Linked DNA regions of Homo sapiens: region 1 is linked to region 2. A link is an interaction called in ENCODE POLR2A ChIA-PET data of the cell type or tissue named here. Cell type or tissue: IMR-90. All regions are shown on one strand. Each heading gives the region's core, and the rest is flanking DNA. Links, peaks and the distances in the headings are about the cores only. Region 1 has its middle 19 kb from the start of LINC02189. Region 2 has its middle 160 kb from the start of LINC02188.

What was found. ChIA-PET counts read pairs that join two places held together with the same protein. Peaks named below come from ENCODE experiments on the same cell type or tissue, not always from the same donor. Only the 100,000 strongest peaks of a DNase experiment are listed, where the experiment ranks them.
Region 1: POLR2A ChIA-PET joins it to region 2 with 11 read pairs; 2 of 35 experiments call an interaction of 5 or more read pairs at or near these places.

The regions. Positions count from the first base shown.
Region 1 is chr16:86,699,310-86,705,736 of GRCh38, forward strand. No RefSeq gene overlaps it. Among named protein-coding and RNA genes, the nearest start is that of LINC02189, 19 kb to the right of the region's middle. RefSeq lists a silencer at 373-560 and an enhancer at 822-1,729. In IMR-90, for the core only: no CTCF peak of the experiment used is centred there; no DNase peak of the experiment used is centred there.
Region 2 is chr16:86,880,653-86,886,994 of GRCh38, forward strand. No RefSeq gene overlaps it. Among named protein-coding and RNA genes, the nearest start is that of LINC02188, 160 kb to the left of the region's middle. In IMR-90, for the core only: no CTCF peak of the experiment used is centred there; DNase peaks (open chromatin) are centred at 29 and 2,449.

The DNA.
Region 1 (6,427 bases), core at 1,003-6,002, 180 kb before region 2:
TGATCTTGGCTCACTGCAAGCTCTGCCTCCCGGGTTCACGCCATTCTCCTGCCTCAGCCTCCCCAGTAGCTGGGACGACAGGCACCTGCCACCACGCCCGGCTAACTTTTGTATTTTTAGTAGAGATGGGGTTTTACCGTGTTAGCCTGGATGGTCTCTATCTCCTGACCTTGTGATCCATCTGCCTTGGCCTCCCAAAGTGCTGGGATTACAGGCGTGAGCCACCGTGCCCAGCCGAAAATGTCTTACTCCTTGGCCAGCTTGTAATCTCCACAACAAAAAGATGTAACTGTAGGAGATGACAGAAACTCCAGGACTCAGAGCAGGGTGCAAAGGTTACCAGGGGATATTCAGGGGATGATCGTAACCCACGGGGCCCGCCAACACCCTGACAGGTGGCCTCTGTGGGTTTGCGCATTGTAGGCAGACCTGTGGACAGGTGAAGAGGGCCAGGTTACTTCTCCTGCTCAGCGAGACTTCTCAGGGGTGCTCTTCGAGGGCCTCCGCTGTTTCTGGCTATAATGTTCTAGAGTTTGCACGTGTGCGGTATCACACGCACACATACACACACCATGCTCACATGCAGCACACCCCAACACACACCCTCTTTGTACAGTGAGCTCATTGTGAGTTGGTTGCCTTTCTGAATACTGAGCTCAACAGGGTTTTTACGAGGTCAGGTTTAGGGGATTTTATGTAACAAAATAAACTGAACATTGATAGAGTGAAATATCTTTCTTTAAAAGGCTGGGCTTAAAATGGCAAACGAAAACAAGACCGCACATCCTCAAAGTGGCAGAAGGAGACAGAAAATCAGCTTCCTGCATTTCTTGATGAATTCAGCTGCAGGACCTCAAACAGAGAGGATGAGCTTTTCTTTTCTTCTACATTTTTGTCTTCTCTTTTTAAAAATAAGAATGAATCATGCTGAGAGAGATTTCTCTACCAAGAGCTCTTCTACTGGATGGATTCCAAAGGAATGTCAACTCGAAATCTGGGCTCACTGGTGAGAAGGGGGCTGGTTGGGTGACAGCCTCCCATCCCATCCTTTTTCTTCCATTCCACCCGCCTGGGCAATTGCATGTGGTTCCAGCCCTTGGTCCTGGAGAAGAGCCCAGGGCGGTGTCAGGGGAGCTGCCATCAAACCTGCAGCCTCGTTCGCCGGTCTTCACCAGCCGTGCTGCCCGCCCCACCTGTGAAAGCAGGGGAGTGAGGCTGCCGGGAGGATGAAATGCGACGGCTCACAGAGGTCGCAGCCCACGCCCAGCTGCGGGAGGGCCTGTCGAGTCCCCGATCAGGAAGGCCCACGTCCAGATGCCTTGGAGATGCCCCGGGTTTTCATCTTGGAGGCATCTCAGATGTAAAATGGCCAAACGGGCCCTCTGGGCTCTGCCCAGGCCTGCTCTTCCTCTCCTCCTCCATGGCTCTGAAAAGGGCACCCCACCCTCCACCTCCCAGAGTTGTCTTTGTTGAACTCCCCCGTCCAGCCCTCCTTGAGTGTGGACCGTGCAGCCTTCCATGGGCACCCAAGAAGCTCCACAGCCTCCACACCTGAGCTAAGCTCCATCCTCTCCTTCCGGAGGACAGAGCCAGCTGCTTCCCTCGTCCCCCGCCACCTGCAGTCCCCGTCCCACCGTGGCCTGGGTCATGGCTTTCCATCACCCTTGGAATCGAATCCAGAGGGCTTCTCTGGGCTCCCACAGACGTGCACGATCCAGGACCTGCTCCCTTGCTCCGCTTTTCCCCTTCCCCTTCCCGCCCCCCATGGCCACCCTGGCCCTCTCTGTCCTCCTGACCTTCCGCAGGGGTTCCTGCACCCATGGTGTTCCCCCCTGTCTGGCAAGCTCTTCCCTGGTAGCTTCTTCTGTCCTCAGAGGGGTCTTTCCTGAGCAGCCAATCGAAGCCTCACCCCATAGTCTCCCTGAGTTGATTTCCCGTGGTTCTCAGCGCCCTCCGAGGCCATCGCACTAATTTCCTCATTACCCACCCCCACCCTCACAAGCTGGGAGGGCACGGACCCGCCCCATTCTGTTCCCTGATGTACCCTCTGTGCACGCACCCTGCGGGCATGCAGCAGGTGCTCGGAAACGCCGATGGAATGAACCAGCGCGCATCACAGAAAGAGCTAAGGGACCTCCACACCTGCTCCTGTCGGAAGACGGTTGGGCGGCAGACACAAAAGGAGGCAGAGACCCCACCGCAGCCTCGGGTCCTGTTCCTCAGGCCAGGACGCCCCACTCCGGGAGACCATATGGAAGACCGGTGGCCAGCACTTTGGATGCGGTTGAAGACAGATGTGCTTTTCGCGTAAGTGCTTTGAGCGCAGAGTTTCCCTTCAAGCCCTGACTCCCTCTTTGGTACAATGGGGAATCGTGACCGCCTTCTGGGGTGAGGCTCAGGTGATCCTCAAGTCTTGGATACCTACAGATTCAGGGATCTGCAGGCCGGCCACAGCCAGCAGGCCGGGGTTGTTCCCAGCACGGCCGCCCGCATTCTGCCTCCTCCAGAGTGAGTATCCGGGCAGTTTCCTGGGGAGACCTGGGTTCCCATTTGTATCACAATGACAACAGCTAGTTTCTGGCACCTAAAGCAGGACCACAGCTTCATAAAACTACCTCTTCGATAATAGAGAGGAGAGAGGGATAAATACTTCAAAATGGTGTTCCAGGACAAGATGACCAACAGGTTTTGAGAACGGAGGTTTCAGAAACTATCTGAGCCAGGCACGGTGGCTTACACTTACAATCTCAGCACTTCGGGGAGCTGAGGTGGGAGGATCACTCGAGCCCAGGTGTTCAAGATCACCCGGGGCAATAACAAGACCTCAGCTTTACTAAAAATTGTAAAAATATTACCCAGGCATGGTGGCACATGCCTGTCATCCCAGCTTCTCAGGAGGCTGAGGTGGCAGGATCACTTGAACCCAGAAGGTTGAGGTTGTAGTGAGCTGAGATTGCACCACTGCATTCCAGCCTGGGCAACAGAGTGAGACCTTGTCTCGAAAAAAAATAAAAAAAAAAAAACAAGCAAAGATTCCATGTCACACCGATTAGGACGGCTGTTCTGAAAGAGGCAGGGAATAACACATGTTGGCAAGGACGCAGAGAGGACAGAATCCTTGTGCACAGTTGGCGGGAAAGGAAAATAGTGCAGCCACAGTGAAAAACACTCTGAGGTTCCTCAAAAAATTAGACAGTTGCCATATGACCCAGCAATTCCACTCTTAGGTATATACCTACAGGAGCTAAAAGCAGAGTCTTGGGATTTTTTTTTTCTTTTTCTTTTTCTTTTTTTTTTTTTTTTGCAATGGAGTCTCACTCTGTTGACCAGGCTGGAGTGCAGCAGCATGATCTCAGCTCACTGCAACCTCTGCCACCTGAGTTCAACTGATCCTCCTGCCTCAGCCTCCTGAGTAGCTGGGACTGCAGGTGTGTACCACCAGGCCTGGCTGATTTTTTGTATTTTTAGTAGAGACGGGGTTTCACCATGTTGGCCAGGATGGTCTCGAACGCCTGACCTCAAATGATCCACCTGCCTCACCCTCCCAAAGTGCTGGGATTACAAGTGTGAACCACTGCACCTGGACTTGGAGAGATTTTTGCATACCCACATTCAGAGCAGCACAATTCACAATAGCTAAAAGGTGGAAGCAATCCAAGTATCCGTTGACAGATAAATGAGTCAACAAAATGTGGTCCATCCATAGAGTGGAATATTACGCGGCCTTAAAAAAGACGGAAATCCTGACCCATGCTCCAACATAGATGAGCCCTGAGGGCATTATGCTCAGTGAAATAAGCCAGGCACACACACCCACACACACACACTCCCACACCCCCACACCCACACACACACACCCCCACACACACCCCCACACCCACACACCCACACACCACACACACACACCCCCACACCCACCCCACACACCCACACACCCACACACCACACACACACCCACACACACCCATACCCACACCCACACACACCCACACACCCACACCCACACCCCACACACACTCACACCCCCCACACACCCACACACCCACACACACACCCACACACCCCCACACACATAACCACACACCCAGACACACCTCCCCACACACACACACCCACACACACACACCCACACACACACACACAATACTGTACAACTGCACATATACGAGGTGCCTAGAGTAGTCAGATTCATGGAGACAGAAAGAATGGTGGGTGCCAGGGCTGGGAGAGGATGCATGGGAAGTGTTGACTTAGCGTTTAATGGGACAGAATTTCAGTTTGGGAAGATAGAAAAATTCTGGAGATGGATGGTAGTGATGGATACAAAACAATATGAATAAAAATGGTTTAAACGGTGATAACAAGTATATTTTGCTGCAATTATATAAAAGTCTGGCAGCCACTAGCACCTGTGTAGGGTGTCACCCTTGCCACCTTCCACGCGTGTGGAGCCCGCCTTGCAGAGGAGGAGTTATGAAAGGAGACAGGTAGATGGGGCAGGTGCTGGGTGCAGGGCCAGGCTGGGCCGGGCCCTGCCTCTGTTCCATCTGTCTGCAGCCCAGGTGCCATCTTCAGAAAGCCCAAGGTCACCCCGGGGACAGGCTCCTCCACACAGAGTCTTGCAGCTGCCAAGGCCTCACCCCCAGAGACACTGGGAAGATAAGAAGAGGTGTAACTTCACCTGAAAGCTGCCAGGGCTCAGACGCACTTCAAAGGCAAGACTCTGGGAGGAGGCCCCGGAGCAGGAAGAGGCGTGAAGGGGATGATCGTGTTCCACCAGAGTGAAAAGGGCATTGCAGGGAGAAGCTGATGGGTTCATGGGGATGGTAACTGTCTCCCTGGAAGCCCCAAGAGGGTGAGGTGAGCTCTCAGAGCTCAGGGGAGGTGAGTGAGAAGGGCCCCTCAAACCCCAAAATCCAACAGCGGAAGCAGCAGGGCGGCAATGCAAGGGCCCCAGGTGGAAAGTGTGCAGCCTGCCTCCTGGAAAGGGCATGCAGTGCCCCGGGAATTCCACGCACATTCCAGGAAAAAAGAATGAGGATGAGAATCAAAATCCCCCAGCGGTAACTCTTCCTGCAAAGAAGTAAACCCCCAAATTTCCTGAAGGTGCCCCTCGCCGCCAAACTCAATGCCTTCTCACTAAATGGCAAAGGAAAGTAGGATTTCTTCTCTTGGATTGGATCTTAGTTTTTTAAAAATGCACCTTTGGAAACAAACTCTAAAAGCATCTCAGGAGGGCCCACTCCTCCCGGGAAGCAATCCTGATTTTACCAGGGATGCTCGCAAGACTGCAGGGCCCTATTGCTCCTGCTGCCCCGACCCCTGACCAGCGGGGACAGGAGCTGGTGGGCACCTTCAGGAAGTCCAGGTGGGGGAGCCCAAGGTGCTGGGATGTGAGGGACAGACAATCACTGCCCTCATGGAGCTGTTCACACAGCGGATGAGGTTGACACAATCCAGAGGGAGCACCCAGTAATGGGGGTCCCGAGTTCAGAGAGCAGAGGGCTTCCTGGTGGAGGTGACACTGAAGCCTAGAGCGGAAGGGTGGTAATGACCAGATGAGGAGCTCACTCTCTGTTTCGGGGGTGAGTGTTGAGAGAGGGAGAACAGCAGAGGTAGAGGTGAGATGGGGTTGGGGTGTAGTAGGGCCCACTGATGGCTTCAAACTGCATGGGTCTTGAGGACCCAGGGAAGACTTGAATGGTTTAAACAAAGAAGAGAATTGGTGTTGGATCATTCAAAGCCATGCTTAACTCTGTGAAACACTAAGTGGTTTAACCTTTCTTTAAACCCTGCTGTGGCCAGGCGCGGTGGCTCACACCTGTAATCCCAGCACTGTGGGAGGCCGATGCGAGTGGATCACCTGAGGTCACAAGTTTGATTCCAGCCTGACCAACGTGGTGAAACCCAGTCTCTACTACAAATACAAAAATTAGTCAGGCATGGTGGTATGCGCCTGTAATCCCAGCTACTTGGGAGGCTGAGACATGAGAATCACTTGAACCTGGGAGGCTGAGGTTGCAGTGAGCTGAGATTGTGCCACTGCACTCCAGCCTGGGCGATAGAGCGAGACTCCATCTCAAAATAAATAAATAAATCAACCTTTGCTGAGCTGCAGGACGTGGACTGGGTGGGGGTGGGAGTCAGGGAGCCCCGTCCAAACTGTGGGATGGTCCTGGACAAGGCGATGCAGCATGGCCCAGGGTCCTGGCAGTGAGATACAGAGGTGGACCAGACTGAGAGAGGCTTGGGGGAGGGGCTTCATGAGTCTTCCCTAAAGTGCCTGATAGGGTTTGGCTGTGTCCCCACCCAAATCTCATCTTACATTGTAGCTCCCGTAATCCTCATGTGTCATGGGAGGGACCCAGTGGGAGGTAATTAAATCATGGGGGTGGGTTTTTCCCTTGCTGTTCTCATGACAGTGAAT
Region 2 (6,342 bases), core at 1-5,000:
AGGAGCTGATGCTGAACAGACCAACATGACTCAGCCCTTGTGGTGCTCACGTTCTGTTGGTAAGAAAGTGACTTCATAAAGCTGAAAAGTAAAAGTCAATTATTATGCTGTAAGTGACAGGAGTTAAGTGGCAGGACTGCCCAGGGGTAGGGAAGGGGTTGTAACTTTCAGTAGGGCACTCAGGGCAGGTGTCACTGAAAGGCGGCGTTTGAATGGAAGTGTGAAGGAGGTGAGGGAGGGCACATTCCAGGTGGCTCCAGCAAGTGCAAAGGCCCTGGGGCAGGAACTGCCTGTGTGAGGCACTGAGCCCCAGCCGTGTGGCTGGTTGGGGGGTGGTGCATGAGGGAGAGACTCAGGAAGGAACCAGGCCAGACAGGCAGCAGGGGACACATGGGGAGGCCCTCGCCAGCCATACATGTGATTTATTTTGGCCTCACAGAATCTTGGAAGGTAAAAGATGAAGAACAAAGACTCACAGAGGTCGAGTGAATTCCTGAAGGTCACACGGCTACTATGCGGGAGGTCTGAGGCTCCAACAGGCACAAAACATCCACTGGCTCCTTCTCCTTCAGCCTGAGCGAGCCCAGCCAGCTGCTAAGTCATAAGTGATTGTTAGGAAGTGGTGGCTGTCCATAGCGGTGGCACCATTTGGCCCTCACCAGCTGTGAACCTGGGCTCCAGTTCCCCCACATCCTCACCAGCACTGGTGATTTTCCATTCCCGGATGACAGCCATCCTGGTTGGTGTGAGGTGGCATCTCCTTGTGGTTTTGATTTGCGTTTTCCCCAACAACTTGTGACGGTGAGCATCTTTTCATGTGCTCGTTGGACACAAAAGGCCGCAGAGCACACGATTCCGCTTCCATGAAATGTCCAGAAAAGGCAAACCCATAGAGACAGGAGGTGGACGTGCGGTTGACAGGGGCTGGGGTGAGGGCCCATGGGGAGGGACTATGAACGGGTGCAGAGTTTCCTCTGCAGGTGGTAAAAATGTTCTGGAGTTGGCGGTGATGGTTGCCCTGCATTGTGAATGTAAATGCCACTGCATTGCACACTTCGAAATGGTTAAAATGGTGACTTGTATGTGAGGTGTACTTTACTGACATAAGAATAGAAGTAATGGATTGCTACAGGCTCTTTTGGAAGGGGGTTGCCTAATTATAATTTTATCATCTTCCAGCCTGCTCCTTTTTTCTAGATTTTGGCATCTGTATGAGCAGCCTTGGACTCTTGCCGGGGTTTTTAGGAATTTACCTTAAGGAGAATGTCTTGAAAAGGCCAACGGGGCTTTCCACATGTGTCCTGGTCAGATGTCAGAGCCAGCGGGGAGAATCTGCTGATTGCCAGCTTCTCTCTGCACAGCAGAGCCCAGTGTGTCCGCGTCGGCATCTGAGGTCACCCCCAAACTCGTCTGGCACCCAATTAAATCAACGCCCAGCCCCATGTGGAAGCTCGAAGAACGTGAACTAATAACAATAAATAGCTATTTGGTTACTTTTTACAGACACATTTGGACTGCATTTCAGGCGATTTTATGAGCAAATGCTATTTTGAGCGTTCCCAAATTCCCAAATTGCACGTGAAACATCCGCAGGGCGAACATGAGGAGTTTTAAGCTCACAGATCTTGGACATAAATCTCAGGCTGTCCCAAGACCCAGGCAAGACTGGTGCAGCCACTGAAGTGCCCTCCTGGAAGGTTAGATGGTGCCCAGCTGACACTTGCCCTCAGGCACAACTGGGGAAGAGGCCAGGTCTAAGAAAAGAGCCCTGCAGAAAGAAAGGGCAGGAGAATAGAGGGGTGGTGAGATGGTGGGGAGGCAGTGGGGGGCGGCTGTGGGGTTCACCTGCTCTAGGGAACCCCCTCCCAATAGGTGGGGGCTGTTGTTGATCATAACTCTTCCCCACCCTAATTTAGGGTTGCCTTGTCCCAAGTGGGCACAGGTGGGCTTCCCACCATCATCTTCCCTCCAGATCTGCAGCCCACCTGAGCCTCATCCAGGGCTACCAGGTGCCCCTACCTCCAGGGGCCACAGACACAGGGCACTTTTTCTAGTTCCCCTTCCTGCCCTAGAATGTTGACAACACGTGCTGTCCCTCCACCTGGAAAGCTCTGCCGGCCTCTGCCCTCCCCTCCTCACCCATCAGCTTCCTCTTCCCCCGGTGCCAACTCACTGTCACCTCCCCGGGGAAGTGCCCCTGACCGCCAGGCAAGTTCTCTGGGTGACTTGCCCCCCAGCATCACAAGTGTCTCCTTCATTTGCATGATTCATTGACTATCTAACAGGGATCCTCATGTGTCCCACTCACCATCCCCAGCACCTAAGTGGGACCTGGCTCCTGGCAGGCTCCTGGAAATAACTCATGCCTAAGCAAAATCCTCCACTCCTGCTCCTAGCTGCCAGAGAGTCCAGGCAGACCCACGTGGCAGCTGGGGAGTTGGGCTGAAGCCAGGAGGAGCTGAGTCTGCAGTTTAATCCTGGGATACTCTGAATCACTCATCCATTTATCCATTTGTTCAAAACCTACTATCTGCCCAGCACTATGCTCAACCTGAAGATATGGAGATGAACAAGGCAACCTCTCAGTCTAGCTGGGAAAACTTGTATATCACACAGATGACTGTTAAAAGATGACTCCCAAGGAAGTAAGTTTGTGATGAATATGGGAGGAGTCAATTCCTTATCCTAGGAATACAGAATTGATCCCAGGTCCCCCTCAGATACCAGAATCTGCAGATGCTCAAGTCCCTGTGTAGTACAGCATAGTGTTTGCATATAACCAATGCACAGCTTCCCATATACTTCAAACCATCTGTAGGTTACTTGTAATACCTAATACAATGTAAATGGTAGGTGCATAGTTGTTATACTGTATTTTTGTTTGTATTATTTTTATTGTTGCACTGTTACTTCTATTGGGTTTGATTTTGGAATATTTTCAATCTGAGGTTGGTTGAAACTGTGGATGTGAAACTGTGGATGCCGTACTGTGAGGCACAGCTCTTCTGCTAGTTATCAGCTTCCTTCCTTATTGACACAATCCACATCCCATAACAGGTACTGACATCTGCTAGAGGCACTCACTTTCCCAACATGCCTTGCAGCTAAGAATTGCCCCATGGATCCAGTTCTGAACTCAAGGGGAGCTCCACAGGGAGTCTCTGGGAAAGAGCTTCTTCTGGGAAAGTGCTTTCTCCCCAGTGAAGAGATTCCTGGGACAAGAGTCCCCCCTGCAACCCTGTCTCTGGGTCTTACTGTGTGAGAAGGCGGGGCCTGGCGTTGGAGCCCGCATTTCATAAAGTCAAGCCACACAGAGGCCAGGGAACTGGAAGGCAGGAGGTGCTGCCTCCTGATGCTGCTGCTGAGCCACACCTGTAATCCCCCTGCCTGCAAAATCTGCCTGCCTGCAGAATCCCCCACCTGCAGAATCCCCCTGCCTGCAGAATTCCCCTGCCTGAAGAATCACCCTGCCTGCAGAATCACCCTGCCTGCAGAATCCGCCGCCTGCAGAATCCGCCTGCCTGCAGAATCCCCCGCCTGCAGAATCCGCCTGCCTGCAGAATCCCCCGCCTGCAGAATCCGCCTGCCTGCAGAATCCCCCGCCTGCAGAATCCGCCTGCCTGCAGAATCCCCCTGCCTGCAGAATCCTCCTGCCTGCAGACTTCTGTGGAGCCACTCAAGGCCATCATTGCTTACACCACTCTCGCTCAGGCATTTTATTATTTACAGCCAGGAGCAGCTGAGCCACTGCAACCTTACTGTTCCATCCCATTCTCTTGGAATCTTGCCCCCAGGAATGTGGGGTTGCCAAATGAGGCATTACTGGGAATGCCAGAGGGCCCAGGGGGCCTCCCGGAGAGCTGCCCGTGGGCAAATCTTCTCAAAACTTCCAGGATTCTCCACAACCCTCTGGGAGTCCCCAGAGCTTCCCGGAGCTCTGCCACTTATTAGCTGCCCAGCACTGAGCAACTTAGCCGACCCACTGTGACTCAGTTTCCTCTGTAGAAAAGAGGAAGAAAACACCCTAGTCTGGATGAAATAAACAAGGAAATGTGAGTGCCCGCCCTCCCTTCGCCCCTCCCAGGTCTTTTTCTTTGTGCTCACCCCACTTAGTATTCCCAGTTCTCCCTCCTCCAGACACCCAGTAACTTCACCCTCAATGCCCTTCTCAGACCCTGGACTGTCAGATCCGCCAGGGAAGGGCCTGTCTCAACTGTCTTTACTCCAAGTGTGCACCTCGCAGAGGTTAGTACATATTTGACCAACGAACGGCCATCCTCTCCCAGGAAAAGAGCCTCCTCGTCTCACGGGGACTTCCCGGACACCAAAGCCCCGAAGATCTGGGGGCCGCACTGTCCAGGACAGCACCTCAGGCCGCACACAGCTTCTGAGCACTTGAAACAAAGATACCGGAGTATAAAATACATGCTGGACACCAGATTTCAAAGGCAGAGAAAGAAAAGAATGGAAGGTATGATATGAATAATATTTACATTGATTACATATTGGTATGATATACTGATACATTGGGTTGCATAAAATGCATTACTAAAATTAATTTCACGTGATTCTTTTTACTGGCTCACATTGCATCACTTGTGGGATATATGCATGCAGCGGTGCTGATGCCAGGGCCCTGCCTCCCTCGACTCCACCGCCGGCCTCACTACCCTCCCCCAGGCTCCAGCCACACTGGCCTTGTCTCTGCCTCCCCAGATCTTCCCTGACGACCCTGATTAAGGTCCTCCTCTCTCTGCCCCATTTGCTCCAGTCCATCTTGTTCCCAGTATGTATCACAATCAGAAAGTGTTAGCAGGGTTTGTTTATTTATTTATTTTCATGCCTGGCTCATTTTTAATTGGCAAAAAGCATATGTAGGCTGGGTGTGGTGGCTCACGCCTGTAATCCCAGCACTTTGGGAGGCCAAGGAGGGCAGATCACCTGAGGTCAGGAGTTCAAGACCAGCCTGGCCAACATGGCGAAACCCCATCTCTACTAAAAATACAAAAGTTAGCGGGGTGCGGTGGTGGATGCCTGTAATCCCAACTACTCAGGAGGCTGAGGCCGGAGAACCACTTGACCCTGGGAGGTGGAGATTGCAGTGAGCTGAGATCACTCCACTGCACTCCAGCCTGGGAGACAGAGCGAGACTCAAAAAAAAAAGAAAAAGAAAAAAGAAAAAAAAAGCATATGTATTTATGGTATATAACATGATGTTTTGAAATATGTAACGTCTCTGTAATCCCAGCACTTTGGGAGGCCAGGTGGGTGGATCACGAGATCAGGAGTTCAAGACCAGCCTGGCCAAGATGGCGAAACCCCGTCTTTACTAAAAATACAAAAATTAACTAGGCGTGGTGGCAGGCACCTGTAATCCCAGCTACTCGGGAAGCTGAGGCAGCAGAATAGCTTGAACCTGGGGGGCGGAGGTTGCAGTGAGCCAAGATCGCGCCACTACACTCCAGCCTAGGTGACAGAGTGAGACTCCATCTCAAAACAACAACAACAAAATAAACACATAACGTCTCTCCATCACTTCCCACTGCATCTGGCATGGAACAAATGTTCAACCATTTGTTAATAAACCAGTTTTAAATAAAGTAATGAAGAACTGAGTGAAGGAACATATGGTCTTGGGGTGCAGTGGATGAGGACGCTACAGCAAGGCAATCTGGCCTCAGGCCAGCACCATGGGGTCCTGTTCACCTCAAATGTTGGTTTATTGCCTGAAGCATTGTGCAAAAGTCTGAAGTGTAAACGGCTTTCATGGCAAACTTCAAAGTATCGGCACACCCATCATCCTGCCATCTTTATTTCATTCTCATTTGTACGTTCCCATTCTGCCATTTTCTATTTCTATACACACTTCTCATAATTGCAATTGTACATCTTTTACTGGCTTTTAAATTTTAACATTGCATCTTTTACATTTTTTTCAAGTTTCTATAGGATCTTAAATTGGCTGCTAAATGTTGAATCATATTTCGCTTTTTCAAAATTTGTGAATCATATTCTTTATTATAGAACAGGGGTCTATGGGCCAAATCTTGCCTGCTGCCTGTTTTTGTAAATAAAGTTTTATTGGAACATAGGCACTCTCCTTGCTTCCTTACTGTCTGTGGCTGTGTTTGTGTTACAATGGCAGAGCTGGGGAGCTGTGACAGACACTGCCTGTGTGTGGTCTGCAAAGCCAGAAGTGCTTACTATCTTTGCCTTTGGCTGGGCACGGTGACTCACACCTGTAATCTTTGCCTTTAAGAAGAAATTAGCCCTCCCCCATTCTAGAACATTTAGATACTTCCAGATATTGGCAATTAGATTACCTGGCAGTGAACATCTATC